Regions from separate parts of the Mus musculus genome. Here all the other regions are linked to region 1. A link is a loop called in an ENCODE intact Hi-C map of the cell type or tissue named here. Cell type or tissue: heart. All regions are shown on one strand.

Region 1 (8,000 bases):
AGAGAGAGAAAGAGGCAGAGAGAGACAGAGAGAGAGAGAGACAGAGTGAGAGAGAGAGGGAGAGAGAAACAGACAGAGAGAGACAGGGAGAGAGAGAGAGGGAGAGAGACAGAGAGGTAGAGACAGAGAGAGAGAGAAAGAGACAGAGAGAGGGAGACAGAGAGAGAGAGACAGAGGGAGAGAGAGACAGGGAGAGAGAGAGAGGGAGACAGAGAGAGAGACAGAGAGAGGGAGAGAGAGAAAGAGGCAGAGAGAGAGGGAGAGAGAAACAGAGACAGAGAGAGGGAGAGATAGAGAGAGGGAGAGAGGGAGAGAGACAGGCAGAGAGGCAGAGAGAGAGACAGAGGGAGAGAGAGGGAGAGAGAAACAGAGACATAGAGACAGAGAGAGGGAGAGATAGAGAGAGGGAGAGAGGGAGAGAGACAGGCAGAGAGGCAGAGAGAGAGAGACAGAGGGAGAGAGAGGGAGAGAGAGAAACAGAGACAGAGAGACAGAGAGAGGGAGACAGAGACAGAGAGAGAGACAGAGAGAGAGAGGGAGAGAGGGAGGGAGACAGAGGGAGAGACAGACAGAGAGGGAGAGAGACAGAGAAGAGAGGGAGAGAGACAGAGCAAGAGAGAGAGAGGGAGAGAGAAACAGAGAGACAGAGAGAGGGAGAGAGAGAGGGAGAGAGACAGAGAGGTAGAGACAGAGAGGGAAAGAGAAAGAGACAGGGAGACAGGGAGAGAGGGAGAGAGAGAGAGAGAGTAAGAGAGAAAGAGAGAGGGAGAGAGAGACAGAGAGAGGAAACAAGGAGCTGGGTTTTTTTTTTGTTTGTTTTTTTTTTTTTTTTTGGTTATTAGCAGGCAGGGAGAAGGCAGCAGGGAGAATGCTGCAGAATGTGTTTGTGCCGCACTAGCCACATGCAGGTCAGAGAACTCACATGGGGGTGAGTTCTCCCCACTGTGTGAGTTCCAGGGACTGAGGTGATGCTATCGCGCCTTCACACGGAAGACAATTTTTTTGTTTGTTTGTTTTTTTTGAGACAGGGTTTCTCTGTATAGCTCTGGCTGTCCTGGAACTCACTCTGTAGACCAGGCTGGTCTCGAACTCAGAAATCCGCCTGCCTCTGCCTCCGGAGTGCTGGGATTAAAGGCGTGCGCCACCACGCCCGGCTTAGTAAGCCAATTTTTTAAAATTTACTCTTGTTAAAAAAAAAAAAAAAGATTAAGCCTGTGGTAGCACCTTTGACCCCAGCATTGGGGCGACAGAAGCAGATGAACCTGTGAGTTTGAGGCCAGTCTGATTTACATGGCAAGTTCCAGGACAGCCAGAGCTACAAGAGCGGACCCTGTCTCAAACAATTATTCTTATTCATGTGTACATGTGCAAACCTGTCTGATATGCGCATGCTGTCAGATCCCAGTGACCAGGCCGCCCAGTGTGGGTGCTGAGAACCAAGCCCATTCTCTGCAAGGGTAACAAGTGCTTACCCGCTGAGACATCTTTCTAGGCAGCCTTCTTTTTTTTTTTTTATTTTAATGTTTTGTTCTTAATTTTTGTTACATCTTACTATTATTTATGTGCATGTGTGAGTACGTGCACACACACATGTGCACATATCCCTCAGCACACATGTCCAGTGCAGTTAAGCCAATTGAAACTAATCCCCGTCTAATGTACAGATGGATGGGACTCAGCCTATGGTTATTTTACTTGGCTTTGGACAGTTACTGGGGTCACCCCTAATCTACTTCTAGCTGCTGGACTGGCTGCTCCCCAGCACTGTGCCCCAGATACTTGCTGTTTCTCCCAGCCATCTCCTCTCATGGAGACTTCCTCCTCTCTGCTGTGCCCTTCTTCTCTCTCTCTTCTCAATCTACGACCCCAAAAAGGCTACCCCACCTACCTCTATTCCTTCCAGTAATTGGCTGCGGTGGGTAGAATCCAGGTCATTAGCCTCAGTAGCAGACATCTTTGTCCCTTGAACCACTAGCCTACATAGTATATATTTTTTGTTTTGGTTTGGTTTTTTGTTTTCGAGACAGGATTTCTCGAACTCTGAAATCTGCCTGCCTCTGCCTCGCTAGTGCTGGGATTAAAGACGTGCACCACCACACCAAAAATAAATCCTAATGTTCTTCCTACAAAGAATGAATATTTGAGGTGACAAATATAATTATTTATTTATTTATTTATTTTTAAATAAAGATTTATTTATAGGGCTGGAGAGATGGCTCAGTGGTTAAGAGCACTGACTGCTCTTCCAGAGGTCCTGAGTTCAATTCCCAGCAACCACATGGTGGCTCACAACCATCTGTCATGGGATCTGATGCCTTCTTCTGGTGTGTCTGAAGACAGAGACAGTGTACTCATATACATTAAACCTTATAAAATGCCTACTGAGATTTTAATTTGGGGTTGATTTTATTTTTAAAACATTTATGCCGGGCGTGGTGGTGCATGCCTTTAATCCCAGCACTTGGGAGGCAGAGGCAGGTGGATTTCTGAGTTCGAGGCCAGCCTGGTCTACAGAGTGAGTTCCAGGACAGCCAGGGCTATACAGAGAAACCCTGTCTCGAAAAAAACAACAATAAAAAATTTTTATTTCTATTTTTATGTGTGTGTGTGTGTGTGTGTGTGTGTGTGTGTGTGTGTGTGTGTGTAATGGGTATCTGTAAGTGCAGTGCCCAAGAAGGCCAGAAGGGGCGCTCAGATTCTCTGGAACTAGAGTTGCAGATGATTTAAAGTCACCACGTGGTTGCTGAATCCTCTGGAAGAGCAGCCAGGGCTCAGAACAGCATCACCATCTCTCTGACAGACTAACAAGAGAGACAGACAGATACCCAGTAAGTCAGATGGAGTTTCCTGTGGGGGTTGATTAAGCAAGATCTCTCCCAGGTGTGGCAGCACACACCTTTAGTCCCAACACTAGGAAGACAGAGGCAGGTAGATTGTAAGTTCAAAGCCAGCCTTATCTATGTAGAAAGACCCTGTATCAAAAAGGCTTAAATAATAGAGTCACACGTAGCTCCGGCCATTCGGGAGCTTATATGTACGACGATACCCTTGAACTCATCATGAGTCTCCTGTTAAACTTCCTAAAGGCTTATTCCACCACACAGGCTTATCCAAAGCTTAAATCTAAACTAGTTAATGTATCTACTCAGTTTCCCTTGCTGACAAATACAATAGCACTATTCCTGTGCAGACTACACGCTGGACATAGTGTGTTTTACTACATTACTACCAACAATCTGTATTACCAGTCAAATAGGTATTTGTCCCAAGTCAGGTAAGGAGCCAGAACTGGGAGCACAAGCCCTCTCGCGCCCCCTTCTGGGCTCCTGCGGAACTACATGTACATCAGGAAGCGGCGCAGGTGCAGACCATCCGAGAGGCGGAGCTAGGGCGGGAGGCTATTCCAAGCTATTATTGGCTAAGGTCGCTGTCAGTTCTGAAGAAAATAGCCAATGAGGGTTGCGGCCGCTCGACTTCTGATCTGCAGGCTGGGTTCTACTGCCTGTAGTCCTCCTAATGACCTTGCTTTCAATTTGATTTGAACAGGATCCTAAGGTCCTTTTTCTTAGAGTATCCTGGCCCTCGCGTCAATCCTACCTTAGGGTAGTACCTAGTTTATCCTTTTATTTTTGAGACAGAGTTTCATGTAGCACAGGCTGGCCATGAACTCTTATGTCACTGAGCTTGGCCTTTCACTCCTAATTGGCTCCTCCCGCTTCCACCTCCTAACTGTCGGGATGACAGACACACACCACCACCCAACCCTGTGATATTTATCCTGAATGATCTCAGGTCGCTTTCCACTTCCTTAAAGGAAGCCTAATCAGTCACGGCCGCTGGACCCTAACTGTAGAACAACAACTGTTGTTTCTGCTCAAAGCCCTGGGCTCTGTCCGGAGCACTGCGATCTGCCCCACCCCAGCACTCTGGAGGGAAGGCAGATAACTAGGGTTTCAAGCTCACCCTCTTCTTGCAGAATAGTGATTTAGAGGCCAGGAGCTCACAGGAAGGAGGGCAAATTAGCTGATAAGGGAACTTAGCATGTCCCATGTGACATACCTCATGTGACACTGCTTACAGAATTGGGCTGATATTTCTTCTAAAATAGCCACAGAGAGAATCCAATGCACTCAGCATGCATATATATTTTTAAGTTTTTTTTTTAGGTTTGTTTTATCTATTTTTTGTGTGTGCATGAGTGTTTTGCCTGCTTCTACATCTGTGCACCACATATGTGTCTGGTGTTTAAGGAAGTGGTGAACCTCCGTATGAGCTACACATTGAACCTGGGTACTTTAGCAAGCAGAACAAGTGCTCTTAACCAGTTGAGCCAAGTCTCCAGCCCCAAGTTTTTACATTTTTATTTTACTCCTGTGGTATTTTGGCTGCATGTATATACGTGTACCACAAGACGCAGTACCAGAAGAGATCAGAAGAGGGAGATAGATGCTTAGAACTAGAGTTACAAACATCTGTGAGCCGCCCTGTGGATGCCGGCAATCAACCCCCAGTCTGTGAGAACAGCCTAAAGCTCTTAACAGTTGCACAGCCCTTGCAACCCCAGGGTATTTGGGGAGACGCCCCAGCTGTAGACAGGGACTGCCCAGATGTAAGGATGAAATTCCAGCACACGGAATAGCTGATGGCTGGTCTCCAAGGGGCCACACTCTAGCAATAATTTTCTAGAAAATCTAGCCAGTTCCATGCAACTCCATGTATTTGCTCTTGGGATGTGTGTGTGTGTGTGTGTTTTCAAGAGTTCAAAGTTAGATGTGAGTGAGGCTTCTCTTGTTTGTGGTGTTAGATGTCAGCACTAAATATCATCTCTTCATTCCCTTTCCATCCTGCACGTGTGTGTGTGTGTGTGTGTGTGTGTGTGCACGTGCGCAACTATGGGCATGATGTGCATGAGTGGGGACAACTGATTGCGGCCGAATCTCTTTTTTGCTGGGTTTGTTTGGTTGTTTGGTTGGTTTGGTTTTTTGAGACAGGGTTTCTCTGTATAACCCTGGCTGTCCTGGTGTTTGTTTATTTTTAATCCTGACTTTGATTCCTTGTTTGTTTTGACACAGGGTCTCTCTCCCACAGTTGGCTGTGTAGACCAGACTGTGTAGACCAGACTCACAGAGAGCCTCCAGCTGGCTCTCCAGGACTGGGGTCTGCACCACCTGGGTCCAGATCCTTAGTTTACTTTTCATTCTTGGTATGTCTATAGCTATATGCACATGCCTATCCTGGATTCCCCTGAAGCTGGAGTCGCAGGCCTGGTTATCTGCTCGATGTGGGTGCTGGGAACCTAACTCAGGTCCCATTCAAGAGCAGCACGTGTTTCCAACTGCTGAAACATCTGCCCAGCCAGTCTGTATTTATTAGGTCAGGGGACACATTTAGTGTGTGGCGGTCAGAGAACAACTTCCAGGAGTCGTCATTTCTGCCAAGTTGGTGCTTGGGCGTTAATTCAGGCCACCAGCCTTGCTGACTACCACTGGGCCACCTCTCTGTCCTGTTTTTGTTTTTGTTTTTGTTTTTTTCGAGACAGGGTTTCTCTGTGTATCCCTGGCTGTCCTGGAACTCACTTTGTAGACCAGGCTGGCCTCAGACTCAGAAATCTGCCTGCCTCTGTCTCCCGAGTGCTGGGATTAAAGGCCTGTGCCACCACGCCTGTGTGTGTGTGTGTGTGTGTGTGTGTGTGTGAGAGAGAGAGAGAGAGAGAGAGAGAGAGAGAGAGAAAGAGATTTTTTTAAATTTTTTTAAGTTTTTTTTTTTTTAGCTTTATGTATATGGAGATTTTGACAGCAACCTTGGAGGTCAGCAGAGGGCTTCCGATCCCCCAGAACTACAGAGGGTTGTGAGCTGCCACGTGGGTGCTGCGTATTGAACCCAGGTGCTCTGGAAAATCAACAAGTGCTCTTAACCTTAGCCATCTCTTCAGCCCATATATAAACTTTTTTTTTAAAGATTTATTTATTTATTTCATGTACGTGGGAACACTGTTGCTATCTTCAGATACACCAGAAGAGGGCATCAGATCTCATTACAGATGGTTGTGAGTCACCATGTGGTTGCTGGGAATTGAACTCAGGACCTCTGGAAGAACAGTCAGTGCTCTTAACCGCTGAGCCATCTCTCCAGCCCATAAACTTTTTTTTTTTTTTTTTTAAAGATTTATTTATTTATTATATGTAAGTACACTGTAGCTGTCTTCAGACAGCCCAGAAGAGGTCATCAGATCTCATTACGGGTGGTTGTGAGCCACCATGTGGTTGCTGGGATTTGAACTTTGGACCTTCAGAAGAGCAGTCGGGTGCTCTTACCCACTGAGCCATCTCACCAGCCCAAACTTTTTTTTTTAAATGACCTCCTAGTTAGCTTCAGCTGCCAAGTTGACAGCCCAGGCTTATCAGAGGCTGTCATGGAACACTAGCCTCTAATTCACAGAGAGCCCTTGGCCTCTGCCTACTGAGTGCTGGGATTAAAGGTGTGTGCCACCATGCCCTGTGAAGAATTTTCTTGACTGCTAATTGGTGTAAGAGCACTCTCTGTGGGTAGTACCATCCTAGGTAGCAAATCCTGGGCTGAGCAGAGGCTGGGAACTGAACCAGGAAGCTGCTCTCCTTGATGGTCTCTGCTTGGAGCTCCTGCCTTGAGTCCCTGCCCTAACTTCCCTCACTGATGGAACTGTAAATGTAAGCTGAAACAGGCTTTTTCCTCCCCAAACTGGTTTTGTTCAAGGTATCAGAGAACATCCCAGCAGCATTGAATATACAGGAGAACCATGACCTTGTTAGGTTTCAGATCCCGGCAAGCCCTGCCTCTCAGTTGACGTTTGTAAACCTGGCTAGCTCTGATTTGCTGTTTCTTAGGACTGCGTTGAAGATGACATCAGAGCCAGAAGATTGGCGGCTGACTGTGCCTACCACACAGACTTCACAGCCATTTTGGATGCTTAGTCAGGGAGGGGATGTGTGTGTGGTCCTCCATTGTGACTGTAGTTCTGGGCCGAGCTTCCCGCTCTATAGGAAGTTGATTTTCCCCTTTCTCGTTGATTTTTTTGGCTTCCCTTTTGCTGCCTGGCACGGGTGGTGGGAACCACACCTGGGTCCTCTTCGATAGCATTGAGCTCACATACCTGCTGTAACTACAACCCTTTGCTTCCCTCAGCACAACCCCCACCCCCCAGTGTGACCATAGACTTGCCTCGTAGACAGCGTGGCATCGGCAAGTGAGCACAGACACCTGAATTTGCTGCTTTGTTACTGAATAAGCTTTCGCTGAGCAGACCCCATCAGAATGCCGTCCTTAAAAGCACGAATGACATAAAATAAATCTTTGGGCTGGAGAGATGGCTCAGCGGTTAAGAGCACTGGCTGTTCTTCCAGAGGTCCTGTGTTCAATTCCCAGCAACCACATGGTGGCTCCCAACCATCTATAATGGGATCTGATGCCCTCTTCTGGTGGGTCTTCAGAGGACAGTGTACTCAAATACATGAAATAATTTTTTTTTAAAGACAACTACAGTGTACTCATATACATATAATAAATAAAAGCATGAATGACAGCAGGTCGCAGTGGCGCAGCCTTTTACCCCGGGGCTTGGGAGATAGATGCAAGTGGATCTCTGAGTTTGAGGTTCTGTGTAGTGAATTCTAGGCCAAAGACCCTGTCTCAAAAAAAAAAAAAAAAAGTTGAAGTGATGCGAGGCACTCACGTTGGGTGGCTCTCAGCCACCTGTAGTCGAACCCCCTGCTTTGCAAGAATTCCCCAGTGAGGATATGAAGGGGTAGGATAACTCAGTAATAGAGTCCCTGCCTGGAAACCCCGCCCGCCTCGTCCGCCCCGCCCCGCCCCGCCTCGTCCCCAGAGGGCTTGTGGCAGTGGCTGGCTGGGCAGTGTGCTTACCCAGCACCTACAAGACTTTGGATTTTAGCACCAGAATAGTGATGGGGGACGGGGGGATAGAGGGAAAGGAAGAGGGAGAGTCGACGAGAAAGTCGGAACTT
Region 2 (8,000 bases), 68 kb before region 1:
GGGGGGAGGGGGTCGTCTCTGGGCCTTTAATAGAAATTCATGCCTAAGATCCTGGGAAATAGATGCCATAGTCAGAAGTTTTGTGGCTCCAGACTCTAAGTAGTGAGGAGAGGCAGAAGGGAGACGTGCAATATGAAGTGGGTGCGTGGCTGGGCTATGAGATCACCTAACAGAACCTGGGGTCCAGACTCTGAGGAAGAACAGAAGGTTCTGCACAGGATAGTGGGGACCCTACACACAAGGGTCAGCTTGGGGATGGGGAGAGGCAAGACTCTGACTAAAGTATTACCAACTGATAAAATGGCTCAGAGTGTAAAGGTGCTTGTGGCAACGTGGGGCGACTGGAGTTCCACAGCCAGTTCCAACATGGTGAAAAGAGAGGCCCAACTTCTACAAGTTATCCTGTGATCACCATAGGCATGCTGTGCCACGTGCACACGGGAACACACACAATAAATAAACTTACAAACAGAAGAGAACCATAGCACAGAGAGAACGCCTGGAGATACAGGTCAAGAATTACGGTGAAGAAGCCAGGAGTCCTGGGATGGAATTAAAAAGTCCGGCCCTGCATGAAGGCACATGTCTCTAATCCCAGTACTGGGAAGGCAGAGGCAGGAGGATCACTGTGAGTTAGAAACCAGCCTGTTCTACACAGCAAGTTCTAGGCCAGGGAAGGTTACACAGTGAAATTTTGTTTCAAAAAAAAAAAAAAAGAAAAAGAAAAGAAAAGAAAGAGAAAAGTCTAGATTGTGGAGCAGGCGGCTCCAGATGTCAATAACTAAGGTCTCCCCCGCCCCCACGCCAGGTGGCCTGGGGAAGAGGTCAGAACTCTAGAGCGGGGGGTCCCGGGAGTGGGGGGGAAGGGGATGAGCGCGCACAGCCCCACCTGGTGCCGCCAGCGGAAGAGGCTGGCAGTGTCTATGTTGGGGTGCGTCTCGTCCTCATCGTCCGACACCTCGATGTGATCCCAAACGCTGTAGTCCACCATCTTCGCTTCGGAGGCCCGGACTGGCTCCCGGGGCTCCACACGGCCGGGCGCTGAACAGGGACCCACAAGGGCTAGAGAGTCCGCTCGGCGAGCCCCGCCCCTTCCGCTTCCGCCCAGGGCGCCGCGCAGGACGGCCCCGCCCCAGCGTCGGCGCGGGACGTTACGTCCTTAGCAACGGGAGTCGGCGGCATTGGCAACCGGAGGTCTTCTTTAAAGGGCCAGGAGTATGTGGTGAGGCCTTCTGGAAGTTCCCGCCGAAACCAGACTGACCATCCTTTAGAAACAAAAGGTTAGTCGCGTTGGGCGTGGTGGCCCACGGTAATCCAAGTACGCTAGAGGCAAAAGCAGGTGGCTCTCCAGGAGTTCTAGTCCAGCCAGGGCTACATATTGACACTGTCAAAAAGTCAAAATTGGCTGGGCGGTAGTGGCGCTATGCCAGTACTCCGGAGGCAGAGGCCGGCGGATCGAGGCCAGCCTAGCCTACAGAGTAATTTTAGGGACGGTCAGGGTTGTTATACAAACAACACTCTAAAAAAAAAAAGTCAACATTGCATACACTAGCAAGATTTTATCGAAAGGACCCAGATGTAGCTGTCTCTTGTGAGACTATGCCGGGGCCTAGCAAACACAGAAGTGGATGCTCACAGCCAGCTAATGGATGGATCACAGGGCTCCCAATAGAGGAGCTAGAGAAAGTACCCAAGGAGCTAAAGGGATCTGCAACCCTATAGGTGGAACAACATTATGAACTAACCAGTACCCCGGAGCTCTTGATTCTAGCTGCATATGTATCAAAAGATGGCCTAGTCGGCCATCACTGGAAAGAGAGGCCCATTGGACACGCAAACTTTATATGCCCCAGTACAGGGGAACGCCAGGGCCAAAAAGGGGGAGTGGGTGGGTAGGGGAGTGGGGGTGGGTGGGTATGGGGGACTTTTGGTATAGCATTGGAAATGTAAATGAGCTAAATACCTAATAAAAAATGGAAAAAAAAAAGTCAAAATTGAGGCTGGAAAGTTGGCTCAATAGTTTGGAGACTGGCTGGTCTTCCAGAGCACCCGGATTCTGTTCCCAACACCTACATGGCCACTCACACCCATCTGTAAGTCCAACCCAGGATATATATATTATGTCCCCATTTGGCCTTTGACTACACCAGGCATGCATGTGGTGGACAGATATACTTGCAGACAAAACATTAATATACAATTTGTTTTTTTTAATCATGTTTGCCCTTAATTCCCACCCCACCCCCACCCCCACCAGAGTCTCACTGTATATAAGACAGCTCTGGCTGTCTTGGAATTCACTATGTAGACCAGGCTGACTTCAAACTAACAGATCTTTCTACCTCTTCTCCCCAGTGCTGGGGCTAAAGGTGTGCCCCACTACACCAGATCTGCCCTTAAATTTTAAAAAATATTTATTTGTTTGTTTGTTTGTTTGTTTGTTTTGAGACAGAATTACTCTGTGTAGCCTTGGCTGTCCTGGAACTCACTCTATAGACCAGAATAGCCTAGAACTCAGAGCTCTGACTGCCTCTGCCTCTGAAGATTAAATGCTGGGACTAAAGGCATATAGCAGGACCACCTGGCTAAATAAATAAGTAAATAAATAAAATTTTAAATTACATCTTAGGGGCTGAAGCGACCACTCAGTAGTTAAGAGCACTGGCTGCTCTTTCAAAGGACCCAGGTTCAATTCCCAGCACCCATATAGCAACTCACATTTGTCTGTAACTGCAGCTCCAGAAGGGTTGATACTCACACCGACATATATGCAGACACAATACACATAAAATAAATAAGTCAGGGTTTTTTTTCTGTTCTCCCCAACACCCTACCCCCAGAGAGGGATTCTTAGTGTAACCAGCTGTCCTGGACTTGCTTTGTAGACCAGGCTGGCCTCAAACTCAGAGATCCGCCTGCTTCTGCCTCTCAAGTGCTAGTATTAAAGGTGTGCACCACCATGTTCAGCTAAATAAGGAGGTTTTTAAAATGACATTTTATTAATTTTGTATGTGTTTGTACACATGTGAACATCAAAACAACTTTCTGGAGTCAGTTTTGTTCCACCATGTGAATCCCACTGATCAAATTCAGTTCATCAGGCTTGGTGGCACTAAACCGTCTCCCCAGCTCAGGCCTTTAAAGGAAAAGTCTGGCCGGGCAGTGGTGGCGCACGCCTTTAACCCCTGCACTTGCGAGGCGGAGGCAGGCGGATTTCTGAGTTCAAGGCCGGCCTGGTCTACAGAGTGAGTTCCAGGACAGCAAGGGCTATACAGAGAAACCCTGTCCCGTGGGAAAAAAAGAAAACAAAACAAAAAACAACAAAAAAAAAAAAGAAAACAAAAAAAGAAAAAGTCTGAGCGTGCGTTCGGTGTGTGTGTGTGTGTGTGTGTGTGTGTGTGTGTGTGTTTGTGTTAGGCACGCACACCAGGCAGGGTGCACAATGTGAAGGTCTTAAGATAATTTACTAGAGTTAGTTCTCTTCTTTACCTTGTGGGCCCTGTGAATCAAATTTTAGTCGTCCAGCTTTGGTAGCCAGCATCTTTACCCACTGAGCCATCTCATCAGCTCCAGTACTTAAGAAATTACATTCATTCATTGGTGGTGGTGGCACACTCGGGAGGTGGAGGCAGCCAGCTTGTCTACCTCGTGGGTACCAGGATAGCCAGAGAAAGAAAGAAATATTAGATTGATTTATTTATGGGGAAGATGGTGAGTTCTAGAATGCACATGTTGAAGTCAGAAAACAACTTCCGGGAGTCAGTTGTCTTCTTCCCCAATGGCGATCCCAGGTATTAAACTCATGTCTTTAGTCTTGGTGTTGCTGCAAGCGGAGCGCCCTCTGACTTAACCCTGCTCTGGGACAGAAAGCAATATTTCAGTCAGGGTTGGTACATGCCGGATGCTACAGACTTCGCCTTGTGTGGGGATCAGAAGCAGATGGTGATTAACACAGTCTTCATACTCCACCACCACCACCACGCGCGCCACTCCCACTCGTGTAAGCAGTTCCTGCAGCCCTCCAGAATCCCTCACCTAAAAATGTCTCCTTTCTCCGCCTCTGGGTGTCGCTAAGGTTTAAGCAGCGACAGTGTTGACAGCCCTACCCCTAGGGGGACCCCCGAAGGCACTGGACAGGTCTTTTCTGGTCTTCACTTTATGGAGTTGTCCACAGCCTCTTCCAGCTCCCCTTAACCTCTGTATTTCGGCTGGGGCTTGAAGGAGTCCATTTTATCTTAGTTTGAGGTACTCAGGGTCGCACATCCTTTTCAATGCTTTGAACAGGATTTAGAAACTCACGATGCATCCTGGAACCAGGAATATCCCAGATTAAGGGATGTATTTTGCGATGGTGTCAGGTGGAAGGAGAGGAGTGCTAGCCTTTTGGCTTGGGAAGGGTCCCTCCCCAACTTTTCCGGAGCTGTTGGAGAGGGGGCTTTCTGAAACGAATAAAGATCTGCAGATTTGGGGGTGTTTCCTGTCCATGGAACCGCAGGGTTGGTGGGCATAAAAACCCTTACCCGCTGTGGCCCCTCCCCCTCGCGCTCAAACTCCTGAGTGGGTGGGAAGAGCTGGCGAGTCCCCTTTCTCTTCCCCACCTCTTCCTCCAGCTTGGCAATTCACCACAGCAGCAGGAGCAGTCTATCCCAGCCTGGGCACGCGCATGACCGACATACATCTGGAGGGTCTCCCATATACCCACACCTAGCAGCAAACAAAGGGTCTGGACACCCGTCCCCTCCCACTGTCCTGACCCCAGGCCAGAGAGGGCGGGGCTCTTCTCTCCAGCCCCTTTTCCTAGCAAGGTAAGTTGTGGATTGTCAGCTGTATAGGGAAGTGGGTGGGGGCGCTGACTCCCGGAAGGTAGGACATCTAGATCATGGATTTCCTCTAACTCTCCAAGAAAGCAATAATCCACTCCACTCTTGGCTGGTACGTTCCTGTAGGGTCTCCACATCACCTCGTTCTGTGCTCTGTGTGGGTGTGTTTCCAACTAGGTTCCTGACACTGGACCTGCCTAATAGCTGGGAACGGGGACCTCCGGTGACATCACCAAGCATTACCAGCTGTGTCCAGCCCCTGGGGACTGGGAAAGACACTCAAACCCGAGTTACTTAGAGATGTTTCCCTTTCTTGAATCCCTGGTGGCCCACCTTCCCCCCAGAGCAGAAAGCTTGTGTCTCATTTCTTTGGAATGCTGGTAGGGGAAATAGGAACTGTTTGGGGGCTGGGCTAAGGCTGGAGGCGGGAATCCTCACTGCAAACATCACTTAGCTGCAGTGAGATTTCAGAGATCCCAGCCATTTGTTGTGTGCTCCTGCGCTTCTATTTCTTCAGCTATTTAGAGGCTGAGAGTAAGGCAGGACAGGAGCCAAGCATGCCTTTGCTCCAAAATTTCTTTGTTTATTTCATTCCTGTCCCTAACTACCTACTGTAAACACCAGCCACTTTGGCCAGACCATAGTTGCAGCAAAGGAGACACACTTAGGTCCCTGTTCCTGCTCGGCCAGGGAGCAAGATCCATCTATAAACAAGTCTTTGTATATAAACTAGACCATTATGAGGAAAATTCTGCCAGCATGGAGGTGTTGGCTGACTGACATCCCAGCAGTTGGGAGATAGAGGCAGCAAGGAAGACTGGGAGCTCCAGGCTGACAATGGGGTTTGAGGCCAGCCTAGGCTTCAGGAGATCCAGTCTCAAAAACCAACGTCTTTCCTGGGATGGTAACCCTCACATTTAATCCCAGCACTCTAGAGGCAGAGGCAGACTGTTGTGAGTTCCAGGTAAGCCTTGGCAACAGGATGAGTTCTGGGATAGTCAGGGACACAGTGAGACCCTGTCTTTAAAGAAAAAAAAATCCTGATTAAGTGAAAGGAAATTAAAATTCAGACTTGATTCAGATAATTAGACAACAGGAAAAAGGGTTATCATGAACCAATTAGTTATTCTACCTGGCTGTTTTTGTTTTTGAGACAGGGTCTCAAGTTCCCTAGGCTGACCTTAGACCCCTGACCCTCCTGCCTCTCTCTCCAAGTGCTAGGAAGACAGGTGCTAGCCACCCTGCCTTGCTGCTCTCTTACATAGGATTTGAATCATCATTCTTATAAAAATGAGGAAGTGGCTAACAAGATGGCTCAGAGAATAAAGTGCTTACCATCAAGTCTGCAGATAGAAGATCCACATGGTGGAAGAGAGCCGACCCCTGTCTTTGAGCTCCACACATACACTGCTATGCATGCCCGCCCTTCCCGTCCCCACATAAAGAAATAAATGGAACTGTTTCCTTTTTCTTTTTTGTTGTTGTTTTGGGTTTTGTTTCTTTCTCTAAGACAGGGTTTCTCTGTGTACAGATCCTTGGCTGTCCTGGAACTCACTTTGTAGACCAGGCTGGCCTCAAGTTCACACAAATCCACCTGTCTCTGCCTCCTGAATGCTGGGATTAAAGGCACGCACCACCATATCCAGATAAATGTAATTTTTTTCATGTGGAGAAAAAGAAAGTAGGAAAGAAAAAGTAGTGTGTGTCTAATCCCAGCACTCAGACAGTCCCAACAGAAGGGCTGGGATTCCAGGCCGGTCTGGGCCCTGTGTGAGATGGCCTCTTAGTTGTAAAAAGGAATGGTTATGGACAGTTAAGAAAGTAGCCTTCCCTATAGAGATCCAACTGAGCACAGGGCCTGGCCTGCTGGACTCGGGAGACAGGAGTTGGATCTTTGGTTCTAGGTCAGTGAGGGCTGCATAGAGAGACCTGTCACAAAAACCAAAAGCAAACAACTGACTCCATTTAAAAAGCTGGAGCCATGAGACAGATGAAAAGATGTTTCCAACTGGATACCCAGGACGAGCAGCTATAGGAGGTGAATTTCCCTGCCAACACACAGGCTGTCTAATCCATACAAAGCCATTCTCCTACTGAACAGGTACGCAGTAGAGAGTGGATCCTGATGTGGCCCTGGGTATTGAGAGACTGAACAATGGTTTGTTCTCAGACCCCATTCTGTTTCTCTTTGCAGGGCTGGGAATGGAGCCCAGGTCTTTGGGGAGTCGAGTGCTGACACTGAGCGTACCCACCCACTGGTTCTGACCTGGCCTTTAGTGCATATTCCTTTCCTTCACTAATATACGAATTATGCATAAGCATTAGTACAGGTTTTTTTGGTTTTGTTTTTGTTTTTGTTTTTTTTTTTCCCGAGACAGGGTTTCAGCCAGGTATAGCCCTGGCTGTCCTGGAACTCACTTTGTAGACCAGGCTGGCCCTCGAACTCAGAAATCCACCAGCCTCTGCCTCCCGAGTGCTGGTATTAAAGGCGTGTGCCACCACTCCCGGCTTAGTACAGGTTTTTTAAAAAAAGATTTATTTATTATATGTAAGTACCCTGTAGCTGTCTTCAGACCCACCAGAAGAAGGCATCAGATCTCATTACGGATGGTTGTGAGCCATCATGTGATGGCTGGGATTTGAGTTCATAACCTTCAGAAGGGCAGTCAGTGCTCTTAACCGCTGAGCCATCTCTCCAGCCCCGTGGCAATTCTTTATTACCAATCAAAGCCAACTCGGGGCAGGGACCCTCCTATCGGGAAGCTCAGCTTTAACAGCCAAATCAAGACAAAGCATTAGGACCAATTCTTAACATCTCACAAATGAGAAGACCTGAGTTTGATCCTGGTATTCCATGGTGGAAGCAGAAAGCTGCTGACTCCTGAAAGTTCTTCTGCAGCCTCTGCATGAGGGCAGTGGCACATGTGTGCACCTACACTCAGTTCTCTCTCTCTCTCTCTCTCTCTCTCTCATAAACATACACACACACACACACACACACACACACACATTTAAAAAGTAGTTTAAATGTTAAGTTAGATAACATTAACAGGGTGAAGGGTTCCAGGATTTAAAAGAGCATAGAATACTTTGAGACACTTTTAGGTGGTAAGAAAAGAATGTACAAAGGTCCTGAGGTCTGAATGTTTTATGGCCTCTCAAGGACACCTATACCTCTGT
Region 3 (8,000 bases), 70 kb after region 1:
GAGTTGAGGAGGGTACTGCCTGTCACTCTACGCATGGGGGCGGGTCCTGAAGACTCCGGGACAACCAAGCCCGGTTAGGGAAAGCCCCATGTACATGGGTAGGACGCGAAGCCGGGTTGCGGAAGCTCACCACATGCTCATCGCTGGAGTCAGACTCGGAACTGGAGTCGCCACCGACGTCCGGATCTCCATAGCGATCTTTCACTGTGGAATATACACGGGGTTCCTCATAGCTACCATCACCAGACCCAGTTCCCCACACCTTGGCCTGCGCAGGCGCCCCTCACTCACGTCGCTGAAGTTCCTCACGCTCGCGGTAACGGCTGTAGCGCGCAGCAAACGCTGCGTTCACCTTTAGGCACCCAGAGGCGCGCGGTTCCGGCATGGCGGCTGTGAGACCTAGCGCGCACGCGTGCAACCGCCCCTCCGGGGTGTGGCTTCTCTCCGGCACGCCCCCTGAGGGCTTTTCTTAAGGAGCATGTCCACTGCAGACGCAGTTTGCTCCACCCTCCGTTCTTCCAGGATCCCGTAGGCCTTTTGCTCAGCAGGCCACACCCACCGGGACAAGCCTCTGCGGGGAAAGGCCACAAGCCACCGCCCACCCTTCTCCACCCTGACGGCTCCCGGCACCCAGCTGACATCTGGGGGCCCCTTTCTACACTCGCGGTTTCCTGCCTCTCTTCCGTTCCGACAGCACCCGACCGCTGCCCCACCCAACTCAGTTACCCTGACGCCCTGGGAATGACCGTGTCGACAACCCCAGCACCCTACACCATCCATAGTCCCATCCTACCCTCCGAATACCCACCCCATTCCAGACTCCTAAATCTGAAGTCATCATCGCTGTCTTAGTTTAATGGGCCAAAACATAAAATAATCACACAAAACAATTTCTTTCCATAAAGCAATAAATATTTATATTTCAAACTCTGTACAACAGACTGGAAACCTTCCAAGAAAGAAAAATGAACTCATGTTATCCTTTTAATTGATTTGAAATGCTTTCCCTTCCCCCTCACATGCCCAAAGTAGATGGCTCACACTTCAGGGCTCTCTGAGCACAGCCTGCCAAGGTCACCAGCTTCCAAGGGGCCCGGGAAGTGATGACCTCACTCTGAGGCTAGGGCTTTAAACCCCTGCCCTGGTGCAGCCCCAGTGCAGAGGAAACTGAACCGTTTAGATGGCTGTTGCCTGTAGGAGCCCCTTCTTTGTCCAACACACCAAAAGGGGTGAGAAAAACAAATGAGAAACACCCCCCAAACACACACACTCAAGAAATCAACACCAATAAACCACAAACTGCTCCTCCCACTCCCTTCTTCAATGGACAGGTGTGAAAAGAGAAAGTTTCTTTCCTCTTTTGTTGACAAGTAACCCAGTAAGGCTGGAGACAGTGGCCTTGGGTCACATTGGGATCATCATGTGCCCCTGCAGAATGTCCATGAGGTTCTGAGCCCCTCTCTGCCGAGCCAACTCCAGGGGAGTGAGACCGGAAGCGTCCCTGTGGTGGAGATCAGATTCAGGAGCTAGGAAGCTGACCACGGAGCTATGGCCCTCTCTTATCGCCAGATGGATGGGGAGCGACCCAGTGCTGTCCAGGGCATTGACATCAGCACCATGCTCCACCAGAACCTTCAGGGTGTCCAGGAACCCGGTGCGAGCCGCATCATGCACAGGACTAGTACCGGAGGCATCTTGGACATTGGGGCTGGCACCTTGCTTCAGGAGCTCCAAAGCAACTGCTGGACTTCCAAACATCATGACCTATGGGGGTGGGGAGGAGAAAGTCAGGAGGTTCCCATTGGAGAAGGGTCAGGTAGAATAAAGAGGTCTACCACAAATCCAGAGCACAGAGAAGGGATCCTTAGGGAATGGGGACGCCCCCAGGAAAGTCAGGACCCAAGGGATCAGACTGGGACCCCAGAGAACAGGTTCTTTGAAAATAAGGACACCCCCACACACACACCTTCTAAGCCCCACCCCCATCCTTGTCGGAGACAGGATGTCTTTCTGGATGTCCTGGAATTCTCTCTGTAGACCAGGTTGGTCTCAAATTCTCAGAGATCCACCTGCATCTGCCTCCCAAGTGCTGGGATTAAAGATTAAGTGCTGGATTAATTTGTGTCACTACTGTGTAGCCCAAAGTTCTCTTAAGAACAACAACACAACAACAAAAAGCCCTAACTATAAAAGTGACTCTCATGAAAACATTAAAAAGCCAGGCATAGTGACGCTTTCATAATCCCAGGACCTCAGAGGCTCAGGCAGGAGGACAGTCTCAAGTTCAAGGCCAGTCTGAGATGCAAAGTGAGACTTTGTCTCAGAAATAAAAAAAGAAAATGAAGAAGCAAGAGAAGTAAAGAGAATGGATGAGAAAGGGAACCGGGCCAGGCAGTGGTGGCGCACGCCTTTAATCCCAGCACTCGGGAGGCAGAGGCAGGCAGATTTCTGTGTTCAAGGCCAGCCTGGTCTACAGAGTGAGTTTCAGGACAGCCAGGGCTACACTGAAAAACCCTGTCTTGAAGAGAGAGAGAGAGAGAGAGAACCAGGAAGGCGTCTAAAGCCTCTTTGAGGCCAGAGCAGTCCCATATCATTAGGGCTGTAAAGCCCCTTCAACACTACAATCTGGGAACTACATAGAATTTTTGAGAAAGAGATGCTCTAGACAATTTGGATCCCCTTTGTCGAGAAATAACTTCCTTAGACATAGGCATGATCTTCAGAATGTATGAGTACCCATGAAAAGGTGGGACTCTCCTATAAATGCCACCCAAATTACGGGACCTTCAAGCAATAAGGAATCGTTTTTGTTACTAGGCACGCAGAAGATACAAAAGGGGAAAAAATCTACATCACCTGCCGAAATGAAGATGTCCCTGAAATAACCAGAGATCCTTCAAGAGGGCACCTCAAAAAAAAAAAAAAAAAAGGCTATCTCCCTTGGAGAAGACATGCATGCCATCTTCCAGAGATCGAATATCTTTAAGGAGCCTCAAGAAATATGAGCTGTCCTCAAGGACTGGCACGAAAAGAAGATGAACCCACAGAATAAAGGTCTGCAGGGAAACTGAATCTGTCAGGCTATTAGACAAGAGCTGAAAAGCCATCCCCTCCCCCATCGCATCCTCACCACCCACCCAACATCAGAGCAAGCAAGGACTAAACCTTAAGGGATCACCAACCCGGGTCAGGAGACTTGTAGGGATGGGGTGTGGGGGCCGGGTGCCAGCCAGGCCTCACCTGCAAGGCCGTCTTGCCAAAGCGGTTCAGGGCGTCAGGATGCACCAGCTCCCGGTGAAGAAGGCGGCGGACCTCTTGCACGTCGCCACGGGCCGCTGCGCCACTCAACCGGTCGCCGACGCAGACTTCTTCCAGAAGCATAGTGGATACCGGTGGACTGTGAAACCCACCCAGCCCCAAGCCCAGTTAAGGTCAGGGCTGGGGAACCAGCAAGAGCTGGATCAGAACTCTAGGGACTGCGGTGCCACCAGGGCCAACTCTATGATCATTTGCCGGCCTCAGAGCCTGCGCCCTCCGCCCGTACGACCCCAGCGCTCGCAGCTAGCTCCTCCCCCTGTCACCGAGAGAGGCAGCGGGGAACCCCGCCCAGCCCTTCGGCGCCCGCCCCTTGGGCCGGGTCTCCCCAGACTCACCCTCCCTCCTTTCCTTGCGCGGGCGGGGTCTGCTCTGAGCCGGCACTGTACTGGCCGCCAGAGTCAGCCGCTAGTGGGCGAGGCAAGCCCGCCCCAGGCCCCGCCCAGAGCGCCCTTGTTTTCTTACAAACTCGCAACAGAGTAGCGAGAGCCACTTTGCCCAGAGCCCGACCTCCATTAGTCCCGCCTGCTGGGAATAACAGCCAATCAGCACGCGTTGCTGGGGAGGTTTGTCTCTCCCGTAGCAGTGGCGTGGCTCCTGATTGGTCAGCGTGCAGCGACCAGTGGAGCTGCCCGCCACAGCAGGAATTTTGGTTTTTCAAAACCGGCGGGCGGGCGGGAAAGAGGAGGAGGTTTAACTGACCCCAGCGGAGAGGCTGGAGACAGGCTGGCGCGGGCCCATCTTGGATCTTTAGCGCCTCCGGGAGGAAGGGAGGCAGGACTGGAAACTCCTATAACTGGAACATTTTAGTCATTCACGGACCGCGGAAATGCTAATAAGCAAGCTCTTACTGTGAAACTCGGAGCTTAGTTCATTCATTCGACTGCTGGGTTAAAGGAACGGCTTCTGAGTGGTAAAGCGCGGTGCCTTCTAACATTTTTGTTTGGTTGGCTGGTTTTGGTTTTTTCGAGACAGGGTTTCTCTGTGTATCCCCGGCTGTCCTGGAACTCACTCTGTAGACCAGGCTGGCCTCGAACTCAAAAATCCGCCTGCCTCTGCCTCCCAAATGCTGGGATTAAAGGCCACCACCGCCCGACTTTTGTTTGTTTTTATGTTTCTGCGGCAGGGTCTCTCTGTGTAGCCTTGGCTGGCCTGAAACTTATTTGATCTGTTTGAACTCAAAATCCACCTGCCTCCTCTGCCATTCGTGCTGGGATTAAAGGAATGGGCTACCAAGATGGTCTCCTTTAATTTATTTACTTATTTATTTATTTATTTATTTATTTATTTATTTATTTATAGAACCTGAAAGATGGATCAATGCTTTTGTAGAAGATTTAGGATTCAATATCAGCAACCATGTGACAGTTTAGCCATCAGTAACTCCAGCTTCAGAGATCCAACACCCTCTTCTGACCTATACCAACATGGTGCACATATAGACAATCAAATAGCCACATATTGTAATAATTCTCTTTTAGATTTTTCTACGTTTTTCAAGATAGGGTCTTAGTATGTAATTCTGGCTGTCCTAGAACTCCCTATGTAGGCCAGACTGTTCTTCACCTGCCTGCCTTTGCCTCCCAAGTGCATAGTATTAAAGGCGTGCCCCACTACTGCCTGACTCCTTTTTATTTTTTATGTGCATTGCTGTTTTGCCTGCATGCATGTCTGTGTGAGGGTGCCGAATCTAGAACTGAGCTGCCATGTGGGTGCTGGGAATTAAACCCAGGTCCTTTGGAGGAGCAAGAAGCCAGTGCTCTTAACTGGTGAGCCATCTCATTTCTCCAGTCTGGCAATTGTCTTTTTTTTTTTTTTTTTAAAGATTTATTTATTTATTATATGCAAGTACACTGTAGCTGTCCTCAGACACTCCAGAAGAGGGCGTCAGATCTTGTTACAGATTGTGAGCCACCATGTGGTTGCCGGGATTTGAACTCCGGACCTTCGGAAGAGCAGTCAGGTGCTCTTACCCGCTGAACCATCTCACCAGCCCGGCAATTATCTTTTAAGGTTTTCTTTTTTTTCTTTTTTAAGGGTCTTATATAGCCCAGGCTGGACTCCAATTGCAATATGTAGCCAAGGATAACACCCGAGCCTCTGAATGCCACTCCCAAGTGCTACTATGGTACAGTCCATGTAGTGCTGTACATGGAGCCCAGGGCTTCATGGAGGTGACGAAATCACTCTACTAACTGATCTATAAGCTACTGCCCCTAACATTTTTTTTATTGAGACAAGGTCTTTTATAGCTTAGGCTGGCCTCAAATTTACTACATCTAGACTAATCTCAAATTCCTGATCATCCTGCCTCTATCTCCTGAGTGCTGGGATTACAGGTCTCTGCCACCACGTCTATAGACTAAAGCCTATGGGGTGGGGGTGGGGGGTGGGGGGGAATGTTGTGTCTCAGGCCTTCATTCCCAGAGGCAGACGAATCTTTGAGTTCAATGCAAGTCGGGTCCACAAAGTGAGTTCCAGCACAGTTCGGGCTACACAAAGAAACCCTGTCTCGAAAACAAATGAAAATAATCCCTCCCCCTCAAAATAGACTAAAGCTAGAAATGTTAATTACTGAGAAAAGAATCATGGTCTAGCTCAGGTTAAGCAGTCCTTGTTGAACAGAAACTCGGCCTGACCAGGTCTGCCATGTGGTTCTGGGAGGTAAGTTTTACCAAGAAGCTCCTGAAGTGGCCATCTGTCCCATCCCACAGACACAGCTCCTGAGGTGGCCATCTCTCTCAGCCCACAGACACAGCTCCTGAGGTGGCCATCTCTCTCAGCCCACAGACACAGCTCCTGAGGTGGCCATCTGTCCCATCCCACAGACACAGCTCCTGAGGTGGCCATCTCTCTCAGCCCACAGACACAGCTCCTGAGGTGGCCATCTCTCTCAGCCCACAGACACAGCTCCTGAGGTGGCCATCTGTCCCATCCCACAGACACAGCTCCTGAGGTGGCCATCTCTCTCAGCCCACAGACACAGCTCCTGAGGTGGCCATCTCTCTCAGCCCACAGACACAGCTCCTGAGGTGGCCATCTGTCCCATCCCACAGACACAGCTCCTGAGGTGGCCATCTCTCTCAGCCCACAGACACAGCTCCTGAGGTGGCCATCTCTCTCAGCCCACAGACACAGCTCCTGAGGTGGCCATCTGTCCCATCCCACAGACACAGCTCCTGAGGTGGCCATCTCTCTCAGCCCACAGACACAGCTCCTGAGGTGGCCATCTCTCTCAGCCCACAAACACAGCTCCTGAGGTGGCCATCTGTCCCATCCCACAGACACAGCTCCTGAGGTGGCCATCTCTCTCAGCCCACAGACACAGCTCCTGAGGTGGCCATCTCTCTCAGCCCACAGACACAGCTCCTGAGGTGGCCATCTCTCTCAGCCCACAGACACAGCTCCTGAGGTGGCCATCTCTCTCAGCCCACAGACACAGCTCCTGAGGTGGCCATCGCAGGAGGATTAAGCTGTAGGCCAGCCTGGGCTAGATGGCCAGTTTTCAAAACTCTCAAACATAATCTCAAATGGTAGATTCTCAAATGATGGTTGACATCTGTAATCCCAGCATTCCCATTCAGGAGGCAGAGGCAGGTAGACCTCTGAGTTCAAGGCCAGTCTGATATAAATTGTAAATTCCAGGACAGCCAGGGCTACATAGTAAGGATCTGTCTTTTAAAAACAAAACAAAACAAAACAAAACAAAACAAAACAAAACAACGCAGACAGAAGAGAAGACTTATTCTTTAAAAGACATACTGATCTTCTCTAGGACTTGAGTTTGGCTCCTAGCACCCACACCAGAGGGCTCACAGCTGCCTGTGACTGCGGCTCCAGAAGGATCTGAAGCCTCTGCAGACACCCACATGGACCTATGCACACCCACATACAGATACACACACATACACACACATAAATATTTAAAATCTTTTCCTGAAGTCAGAAGAAGCTGGAGATGGAGATGCTGTGCATGTCAGAAATCTCTTGGAAGCAAAGGCTTCATTGCTCATGGACAAGCCTGAAAGCAGCCTGGACTACAAGAGACCTTGTCTCAAAAATAAAAGCAAAACAGGAGAAAACAACCGGTCATGGGCCTCATGACTGTCATCACCACATGTGGGAGGCAGAGGCAGGAGGAACGCTGGAAGTCAGAGTATGGCCAGCCCTATCTTCAAAAATGAAAATCAAAACAAAAACAACAAAAAAGATATCATAAAATAGGCACTTGCTGCATATACAAAGGGCCAGAGGTTCGAAAGTAAAAAGTACGGTACGGAGAGGGAGACCAGGAGGGCAGCAAGGTGGACAGGGGTGGTGTGGTGGTGTGCACAACATACCTGGGCCTGCAGTAATTTTTTAACAAGATGGGAAAGCCACCAGGATTAAGCAGGCTGATAATGTACTGATAGATTGTACAGCAACTGCCGTGGCTACAGAGGGTGTCAGACAGTAGTAGGGAATAAAAGGAAAGTTGTGGAGGAACCAGAACAAAAAAGATTGACAAGTAATCAGTGGGGGCTCCCACACATGCGCTGGTCATTCCCAGCCCCTACCCAAGAAGCACACTCACAGCTGTTAGATTCATTTTAATGACACCCTAAAACCCAGATGGAGGACCAGTGGCCTCGGCTCAGCAGCTATAAAAGGTGGGCCCTAGATCTGCCCAAGGCAGTTTACTGCAA
Region 4 (8,000 bases), 140 kb after region 1:
CTGCAGCAAGCTTCTTTGTATTTCAGTAACCCTTCTGGCCAAGAGGGAAAGACTGGATGAGAGTGGGCAAGTCAGCTCAGCGAACACTAGCGCCAAGCTCCCCAGCGGGGACAGAATTGGATCTCCATAGCTGATGTACCTAAGGGCCAGCAAATACACGTCTCACTCTTAGTCCTTTGTAGCCTAGGCAGACAGTAAGGGATCTACCTGCTTCTCTTCCATCAGGCTCCAGAACTGGATGGAGCCACCAAGAGTGCCTTCATATGTAACCCCACCTCCAGCGTGGGCTGGCTATGGTCACAGGAAGAAGTGTGCACCCAGAACTGGAGGAGTCTTCTGGATAAACAGACAGCATCTGCGAGGAGGGCCCTGTGTGAGGAACGATTGGTGTTGCTGCTGGTGGTTGGGAGTAGTTGTGGAAAGCAGGCCTCTGTACTTAGACCCTACAGAGTTGCTTTGACTGATGACTTCTAAATGGAAAACTTGAGGTTGGAAAATGAATGAAAATAGGGCCTGTCTCCCCAGCCCTTTTTCTGCCAGTAATGCACACTGCTCTCTTTGTAAGAGATGAGAAACTTAAGTTCACCCAAGGGATGGTTTCAGGGACTGAGGTGTGGGTGTGTTCTATATTCCAAATTAACTAGGCCTATCTGGTTTCTTTCACTTGAAACTAGAGAATCTGTTTGCCAAACTTCTTGATCTTGGGAGCCAGTAGACTGGTTCTTCACTTTACCTACCGTATGCTAAGGCCCGCCCCTCACCCCTACTTTGGCCATCCGTAAGATAGCAGGATCTTGGAGACACCGCTCCCAGCCTGAGGTCCCAAGGTTTCCTGTGCCTGCCTTGTGTGCCATCCCAACCCACCCTCTTGTATGCCCAGCCCTGTGCTTATGTAATTGCATTCCGGCCAGTTAATAAAGTGCCTCTTGTACAGAGACTGACCTGGTATGCTTAATAGGAGTGTGGGATGCTGCTGGAAGGGAAGGAGGGAGAGAGCCAGCCTGGAGCTTACCTCCCAAGCTTGCTCTGCAGCTTCTGTTGTCCCGTAGGACCCTGGTGAACAGAAGCTTCAGAGTAGGAACTGATTCCTAGAATCCAGAAACAGCCACTGCCTCTCCTGCCCCTCAGTAACTGCCCTGGACACAGACCCTGCGCCAGCACCCGAGCCTGAGGTCTCACAGTCGAGGATAGCTAGTATTACTTTAGTCTATTCTGTAATTTCTGGGTGAGTGTGCCCCACGTGGATGCAGCTCCATGGAGACGAACGGCTGGCATTGGAGCTGCTGGAGCTGGACTTAGGGTGTTGTGAGCCCCCCTTTCAGGGCTGAAGTCAATTGGTTCCTCTGCAAGATCAGGATACAGTTATTGTTTACATTTTTTATGCTTTTGGACATTTTTGTCTGCATGTGCATCTGTGCACAATGCCCGTGCCTCCTTGGTATCAGAGACCAGGAGAGGACTTAGGGTGCTCCGGACCTAAGACACTTGTGAGCTCCCCCCCCTCCAATTTGTTTTTATGTTGTTTTTGCTTCTTTTTAAAGCTGCAAGTGGAGAAGGAAAGAAGGCTCAGCTATGAAGAGGAATGGGTTCAGGGCCCAGCACCTGAATGGCACTTACATATTCAAAATAGCAAATGATGGTGATACAATAATAATAATAACAGCCGGGCAGTGGTGGCGCACACCTTTAATCCCAGCACTCTGGAGGCAGAGGCAGGCGGATTTCTGAATTTGAGGCTAACCTGGTCTACAAAGTGAGTTCCAGGACAGCCAGGGCTACACAGAGAAACCCTGTCTCGAAAAAATAATAATAATGATACAGAGGCTGGAGAGAGGGCTCAGCGGCTCTATGTGTTCTCTGCTCCACAGAGGACCAGATTGGTTCCCAGGTTCTTCATCAGCCAAATCACAACCTCCTGTAACTTCAGCTCCAGGGGAACTGACACATTGGTCGTCTTGGACACCCACATGCAAATACAAACACAAGTACTTTTAAGGTTTTTTTTTCAAGACAGGATTTCTCGGTGTAACAGCCCTTCCTATCCTGGAAATCACTCTGTAGACCAGGCTGACCTTGATATTTTAAAAATATTTTTAGCCGGGCGTGGTGGCACACACCTTTAATCCCAGCACTCAGGAGGCAGAGGCAGGTGGATTTCTGAGTTTGAGGCCAGCCTGGTCTACAAAGTGAGTACCAGGACAGCCAGGGCTACACAGAGAAACCCTGTCTCAAGAAAACCAAAAAAAAAAATTTTTTTAAAAAGCTGGTGAGATGGCTCAGCAGGTAAGAGCACCCGATTGCTCTTCTAAAGGTCCTGAGTTCAAGTCCCAGCAACCACATGGTGGCTCACAACTATCCATAAGGAGATCTGACTCCCTCTTCTGGTACATCTGAACACAGCTGCAGTGTACTTACATATAATAAATAAATAAATAAATCTTTAAAAAAAAACTAGGCCAGGTGTGGTGGTGCATGCCTTTAATCCCAGCACTCAGGAGGCAGAGGCAGGTGGATTTCTGAGTTTGAGGCCAGCCTGGTCTACAAAGTGAGTTCCAGGACAGCCAGGGCTACACAGAGAAACCCTGTATCAAAAAAAAAAAAAAAAAAAAAAAAAAAAACCTAAGCTGGATGTGATGGTGAAGGCCTTTAATCCCAGCACTCCAGAGGCAGAGGCAGGCAGAGCTCTGTGAGTTCAAGGCCAGCCTGGTCTACAAAGTGATTTCCAGGACAGCCAGGGTTGGTTATATTGAGAAATCCTGTCTCAAAATACAAGCAACAAACAAACAAATCCAGAGCTGGAGAGACAGCTCAGAGGTTAAAAGCACTGTCTGCTCTTGCAGAGGGCCCAGGTTCAATTTCCAGCACCCACATAGCAGCTCACAACTATCTGTAACTCCAGTTCCAGGGCATCTGACACCTTCATACACATACATGTGAACAAAACACCAATGTTCATATAATTTAAAAAGTTATTAAGAAATGTTTTTTTATTTGTACAGGTATTCTGTCTACATATGATGTCTGTGTACCAACTGCATATTTATTGCCTGCAGAGGCCAGAAGAGGGCACTGTACCCCTGGAACTAGATTTACAGATAGCTGTGGTTGCTGGGAATTGAACTTGGGACCTCTGGAAGAACAGCCAGTTCTCTTAACCAATAAACCATCTCTCTAGTAATTTACATTTATTCTTTCAGTGTGTGTGTGTGTGTGTGTGTGTATTCAGGCAAAAAAAAATACGTGTGTGTGTGTGTGTGTGTGTGTGTCTCCTATGGTCCTAAGAAGAAAACTGAGGTCTCCAGGTTTGGTGGCAAATGCCTTTAGCTGCTAAGCCAGCTTTGTTTCTGAGTGGCTCTTTGGGTCAGTCTGGTTGTCATACTGAAGGTGTACTACTGCCACCTGTTGCCTTCTTTTGTTACTGCATGTAGCCAACTATAGCTCCTGGAAAATCTCAGCTCTATCAAAGGCCCCATAATCCCATCTGTCTCTGGCTCTCCTTAGTAGAAAGCATTGTATTGAACAGGATTGGCACACACCAGGCAGGTGTCTTCCTACACAGTCACATCTCCACTTTTTGAGGCAGTGTCTCATGTAGCCCAGGATGTCTTCTGACTCCATCTTTAGCTGAAGGTAACCTTGAACTCTCCTGTCTGCATCTCTCCAGCAGTGGGATAACAGGCCTGTGATACCACATTGAGCTTATATGATGGTGTTGAGGATAAAACCAGGACTTTGGAGGCTAAAGAGATGGCTCAGCTTCCAGAAGTCCTGAGTTCAATTCCCAGCAACCACATGGTGGCTCACAACCATCTATAATGGGATGATTCCCTTTTTTGGTGTGCGTAAAGACAGAGCACTCATATATATAAAATAAATAAATCTTTAAAACAAAAAGTAACACCAGGGCTTTGTGTATGCTGGGCAAGCACTCTACCAACTGAGCCAGCCCTCCTTTTCAAATATATCTTTAATTTTAACTTTATTTTTACATTTTATATTTAAGATTATGTATGTGTCTGTGTATATGTGTGAGTAAAGAGGCTATAGGAGGATGGTGTCAGATGCCCAGGAGCTGTAGTTATAGGTGATTGGGAGCCGCCATGTAGATACTAGAAAATAAACACAAGTCCTCTGCAGAAGAAGAATATTCTCATAAGCACAGAGCCATCCCTCCAGGCCACCCTCCCCACTTTTAAAAACAAATCTAAGACAGGGTCTCTCTATATAAACCAAGCTAGCCTCAAACTCAGAGAGACCCACCTGCCTGTCTCGAAAAAACCAACAAATAAACAACAACAGAAAAGAATCCATTGTTCCTACTTCTTAGATGTGATGTAAACTGCAAAAGCTGTTTTTCAGTGCACACTAACCCTGTAACCGCATTCAGATGATCTATGTCCTTAACCCTTATTCCTTCTCTTTCATTTATCGTCTGTTTGTTTGTGACAGAGTTTCTCTGTGTAGCCCTGGCTGTCCTGGAACTCACTCTGTAGACCAGGCTGGCCTCGAACTCAGAAATCCGCCTGCCTCTGCCTCCCAAGTGCTGGGATTAAAGGCATGTGCCACCACCGCCCGGCTATGTGTATCTTTCTAACAATGTATAGCATCCAACTGTCTCTCCTATGCACACCTTATCTCTCCTATAAAAGGGCCTCAAGGTGGGCAGTGGTGGCGCACACCTTTAGTCCCAGCACTCTAGAAGCAGGCGGATCTGAGTTTGAGGCCAGACTGATTTACAGAGTGAGTTCCAGGACAGCCACATCTACACAAAGAAATCCTGTCTCGAAATCCCCCCCCCCCCGCCTCTCACCCCAAAAGGACCTCAAGTCCACAAGGGCTGCTGTCTCAAATCCCAATTTAGGGTGAGACAGCCAGCTTGCCATCCCAGGTACACCCCCAAATACAGTTGCTTTAGCTAGACAATTATAGATTTGGCATTTTCTCCTCAGAATTCTTCCCCCACACCCACCCTCACCCCGGAGACAGTGTTTCTCTGTATAGCCCTGGCTGTCCTGGAACTCACTTTTTGTAGACCAGGCTGGCCTTGAACTCAGAAATCTACCTGCCTCTGCCTCCCGAGTGATGGGATTAAAGGCGTGTGCCACCACGCCTGGCATTCTCCTCACAATTCTTAGATTTAACTCAAGTACTAAGATTAAAGGTGTGTGCCACCACAGCTGGCTAATTCTTAATTTTGTTTTATTTATTTTATGTGTATGAGTTTTTACCTCTGTTTTGAGACTCTTTCTGTGTCAGTGAGCGCTCCCACACCAATGAGAATGGAAGAGAGATGATTGGATCGAAGCCAGGATGCTCCCCAAAAGGCCTCAGTTCTAGATCTAGATCTCGTCGGTGTCATTTTATACTCTAAAGCCCCAAGGTGGGGCAGGCACACAAGCCCGGCAGTCACCAGGTTACAGTTACTGTTTCAGTTACTTCCGGGTCAATCTGTTCCTGGTAGCAAGAGACGCAGTATTTTAAGTAAACCACTAAATAAACCAATAAATCAGTATCTAATGTCTTTTCTACTTATTCTACTTTATTCCCTCTACCTCACCTAGATAACACCTCATGAGTCTATCCTGGAGGAATGGGTTGCTGCTTCACGGGTATCATCTGCGCGGTATCCCACCGGCTCTCCTTTGTACCTCTAGCCTTAATCCCTTTTAATGACTTTTGGACATTTTTTTTATACTATCCTTGATCAATTAGCATAAATCAGCATTTCTCATTAAAAACCATATGCGTCCCTTTCCAGTGGTACTCAAATCTAACCCTCTATAGTCGCAGAGGACGCTGCTGCTGCTGCTGCTGTTATCTGCTGCTGAAGATTGCTCTTCTGCACAGTTGTGAACCTGTCTTGGCCTGAGTAGAGCTGGCTACGTTGCCCCTGTTCCTTGCCTACCACTACAGCATCGGTGTCCACGCACTCTGCCAGGGCCATTGCTAGCAGGACTGGTAAAGGTAGAGAAGTTTTCTTATCTTTTGAACCTGAGGGATATAAGAACTGCTGGATATTCCTTCCTGGAAACACATCTAAGTCTGGGGCCAAGAATCCCAGTCTGCAACTGTCTTCCCGGGAGTGTTATTTTCCCCAGGTTTTCTCCTGTAAGACAGGCTCTTTATGGCCTTAACTCCGTGTCCCTCCCTAGAAGCTCCCTTCCAGGCCCCTTTCATGGGGAAGGTCACATATGACCAGTATTAGAGATGAGACTAATAGCTCCTCCCACAATCCCCGTTGTGTCTTCTGTCCACTGTCCACAGGCTGTTGCTAGCCGGGGCCATCTCCAACAGGAATCAGTCTGCTGTGCTGCTGTGGGCAGTCAGAATGCAGCAGTGGGATGAGATGAGCAGGTGTAGCAACTCCGGATTGGCCCGGCTGTGGTTGCTGAGGAGATTTTCCAGCTCTTCCCCAGCAACCAATATCACAAACACCTGGCAATGGGCTTCTTCAGTGGGCACACACATGGGTTCAAGGAACGGTCAAAACATTGGCAGACACACGGGTTCAAGGAATGGCCAGAGCATTGTGCACCTCTATTTTTTCAGATCAGTGAAACTAGTTCTGCTAACAATGAAATCTACTTTGCCAATTTCAGGGCTTCTGTGACCTTTTATATTTTGTCAGGATCTTTCATTAGCATGGGCCTTGGGTCCCTGTGTGGGATCATCCTGATTGTTTTTGTGTTAGCATGGGTCTTGGGTCCCTTTGTGGAATTATTTTGATTGTTTTTGTGATAGCATGGGCCTTGAGTCCCTGCTCGGGATTATCCTGAGAGCACTGCAGACAGGTAGGCTTTGCTAGCTTGTTGGGTCAGCATTAGCAACCTTGGAACCAACAAGTATCTTTGCAACAATTCTTGTAGGGAAGCAGCATTTATAGTTGGGTTGTTTAGCCAGCTTGTCACAGAAGTCTGGGGACTGTCATCTCTGGAATTATCTATGATCACCAGCCAGCCCTCCTGGTTTTGAGTATCCTCTACACAGGTTGCTTTTCTTTCTTCTTGCTTCTATGAGAGAGCTCTGCAAGCAGAAAGAGGGTAAACATATCTTTTGGGGGCGTTGGAGGGGACTGCAGAGTGGAATTTTCATGGATTAGACCTTGGGTCTTTGTGTGAGCTTGGCAGAGCACCAATGCCACAGGCCAGGGTGTGTGTGTGTGTCTGTTTGGGATAGGCAGCTTCTAGGATTTAGTTTCTGTTTTAATTTCTTTGCCCCTGAGGTAAGCAGTTTCCTTTCTCCATATATGACTGCTCTGAGTGTTGATGTTAGGGGTGATTCCCCCTGTTGTATGCTTCAACTCCCAACTGTAAACACTTTCATATCCAAATTCGGGAGAGTTCATCCATCAGACTTGCACTGAGAAGAAAATCTCTTCTAAAACCCCTGTAATCATAGAGGGGCTCCCCATTCTCTTCAGACAATCTTGTTTCTGAACTTAGGTCCTGGTGACATTGCTGTGACTTCGTGGGTGAGTGGAGAGCCTGGCACTTTCCTGGGGATATATACATCCCCTTGTATATAAGTACATTGTAGCTGTCTTCAGATACACATGTGGTTGCTGGGAATTGAACTCAGGACCTCTGGAAGAGCTCTTAACCACTGAGCCATCTCAGCAGCCCCTGTATATACTATTATTACAGTGGCAGTTATTACTAAACCCATTATTTTCCAAATAAAAGACACCATTCAGATTTACAAAGAAGCCTTCCAATACTAGAGCTGGGCAGATATCAACTCTCTAAGCTTATCTGTCTGCTTCCCTGACAAAATCCCCATTAATACTTGTTCTATATGGGCTGTTTCTGTTCCATCAGACCTGTCCTCAGAACAAACTGCTCTTCACCATATGCTCATGGTCCATACTACTCCATGGTGACTCGCTTCCTCCTCCTCCTCTTCCTCCTCCTTCTCTTCTTCCTTCTCCTCTTCTTCTCTTCCTTTTCTTCCTCCTCTTCTTCTTCCTCTTCCTCCTCCTCCTATTCTTCCTTCTCCTCTTC

What was found. Peaks named below come from ENCODE experiments on the same cell type or tissue, not always from the same donor. Only the 100,000 strongest peaks of a DNase experiment are listed, where the experiment ranks them.
Region 2: a loop joins it to region 1, with 2.7 times the contacts of the local background. A loop is called at or near these places in 14 of 42 quality-filtered maps.
Region 3: it touches region 1 in a loop (2.6-fold over the local background); 6 of 42 quality-filtered maps call a loop at or near these places.
Region 4: it touches region 1 in a loop (5-fold over the local background); 7 of 42 quality-filtered maps call a loop at or near these places.

The regions. Positions count from the first base shown.
Region 1 is chr9:21,217,287-21,225,286 of GRCm38, forward strand. No RefSeq gene overlaps it. Among named protein-coding and RNA genes, the nearest start is that of Keap1, 18 kb to the right of the region's middle. In heart, CTCF peaks have their summits at 3,322 (motif pointing left), 4,426 (motif pointing right) and 7,443 (motif pointing left); DNase peaks (open chromatin) are centred at 3,415 and 4,485; H3K4me3 peaks cover 1,312 bases; H3K27ac peaks cover 1,325 bases; H3K27me3 peaks cover 563 bases.
Region 2 is chr9:21,148,867-21,156,866 of GRCm38, forward strand. Cdc37 (cell division cycle 37) reads right to left here and starts at 1,068. Exons shown (of 8, transcript NM_001378796.1): 1 at 890-1,068. The coding sequence starts at 991. Gm35977 (a long non-coding RNA gene) reads left to right here and starts at 1,102. Exons shown (of 4, transcript XR_870568.3): 1 at 1,102-1,280; 2 at 3,867-4,000; 3 at 4,611-4,805. Gm39301 (a long non-coding RNA gene) reads left to right here and starts at 6,781. Exons shown (of 2, transcript XR_870566.2): 1 at 6,781-6,921; 2 at 7,015-7,144. In heart, CTCF peaks have their summits at 944, 1,163 and 4,085; DNase peaks (open chromatin) are centred at 1,105, 3,985, 4,695 and 5,175; H3K4me3 peaks cover 3,540 bases; H3K27ac peaks cover 3,504 bases.
Region 3 is chr9:21,287,569-21,295,568 of GRCm38, forward strand. It overlaps Kri1 (KRI1 homolog), which reads right to left and starts at 401. Exons shown (of 19, transcript NM_145416.3): 1 at 292-401; 2 at 131-204. The coding sequence starts at 385. Cdkn2d (cyclin dependent kinase inhibitor 2D) reads right to left here and starts at 3,641. Exons shown (of 2, transcript NM_009878.3): 1 at 3,241-3,641; 2 at 895-1,764. The coding sequence starts at 3,381. The coding sequence ends at 1,405. Ap1m2 (adaptor protein complex AP-1, mu 2 subunit) reads right to left here. Exons shown (of 11, transcript NM_009678.2): 11 at 7,889-8,000. In heart, CTCF peaks have their summits at 478, 3,749 and 4,021; DNase peaks (open chromatin) are centred at 523, 1,643, 1,933, 3,833 and 1 weaker place; H3K4me3 peaks cover 4,563 bases; H3K27ac peaks cover 4,538 bases.
Region 4 is chr9:21,354,092-21,362,091 of GRCm38, forward strand. Slc44a2 (solute carrier family 44, member 2) reads left to right here. Exons shown (of 23, transcript NM_001359227.1): 23 at 1-937. Among named protein-coding and RNA genes, the nearest start is that of Ilf3, 9.8 kb to the right of the region's middle. In heart, a CTCF peak has its summit at 3,404 (motif pointing left); a DNase peak (open chromatin) is centred at 3,370; H3K27me3 peaks cover 1,322 bases.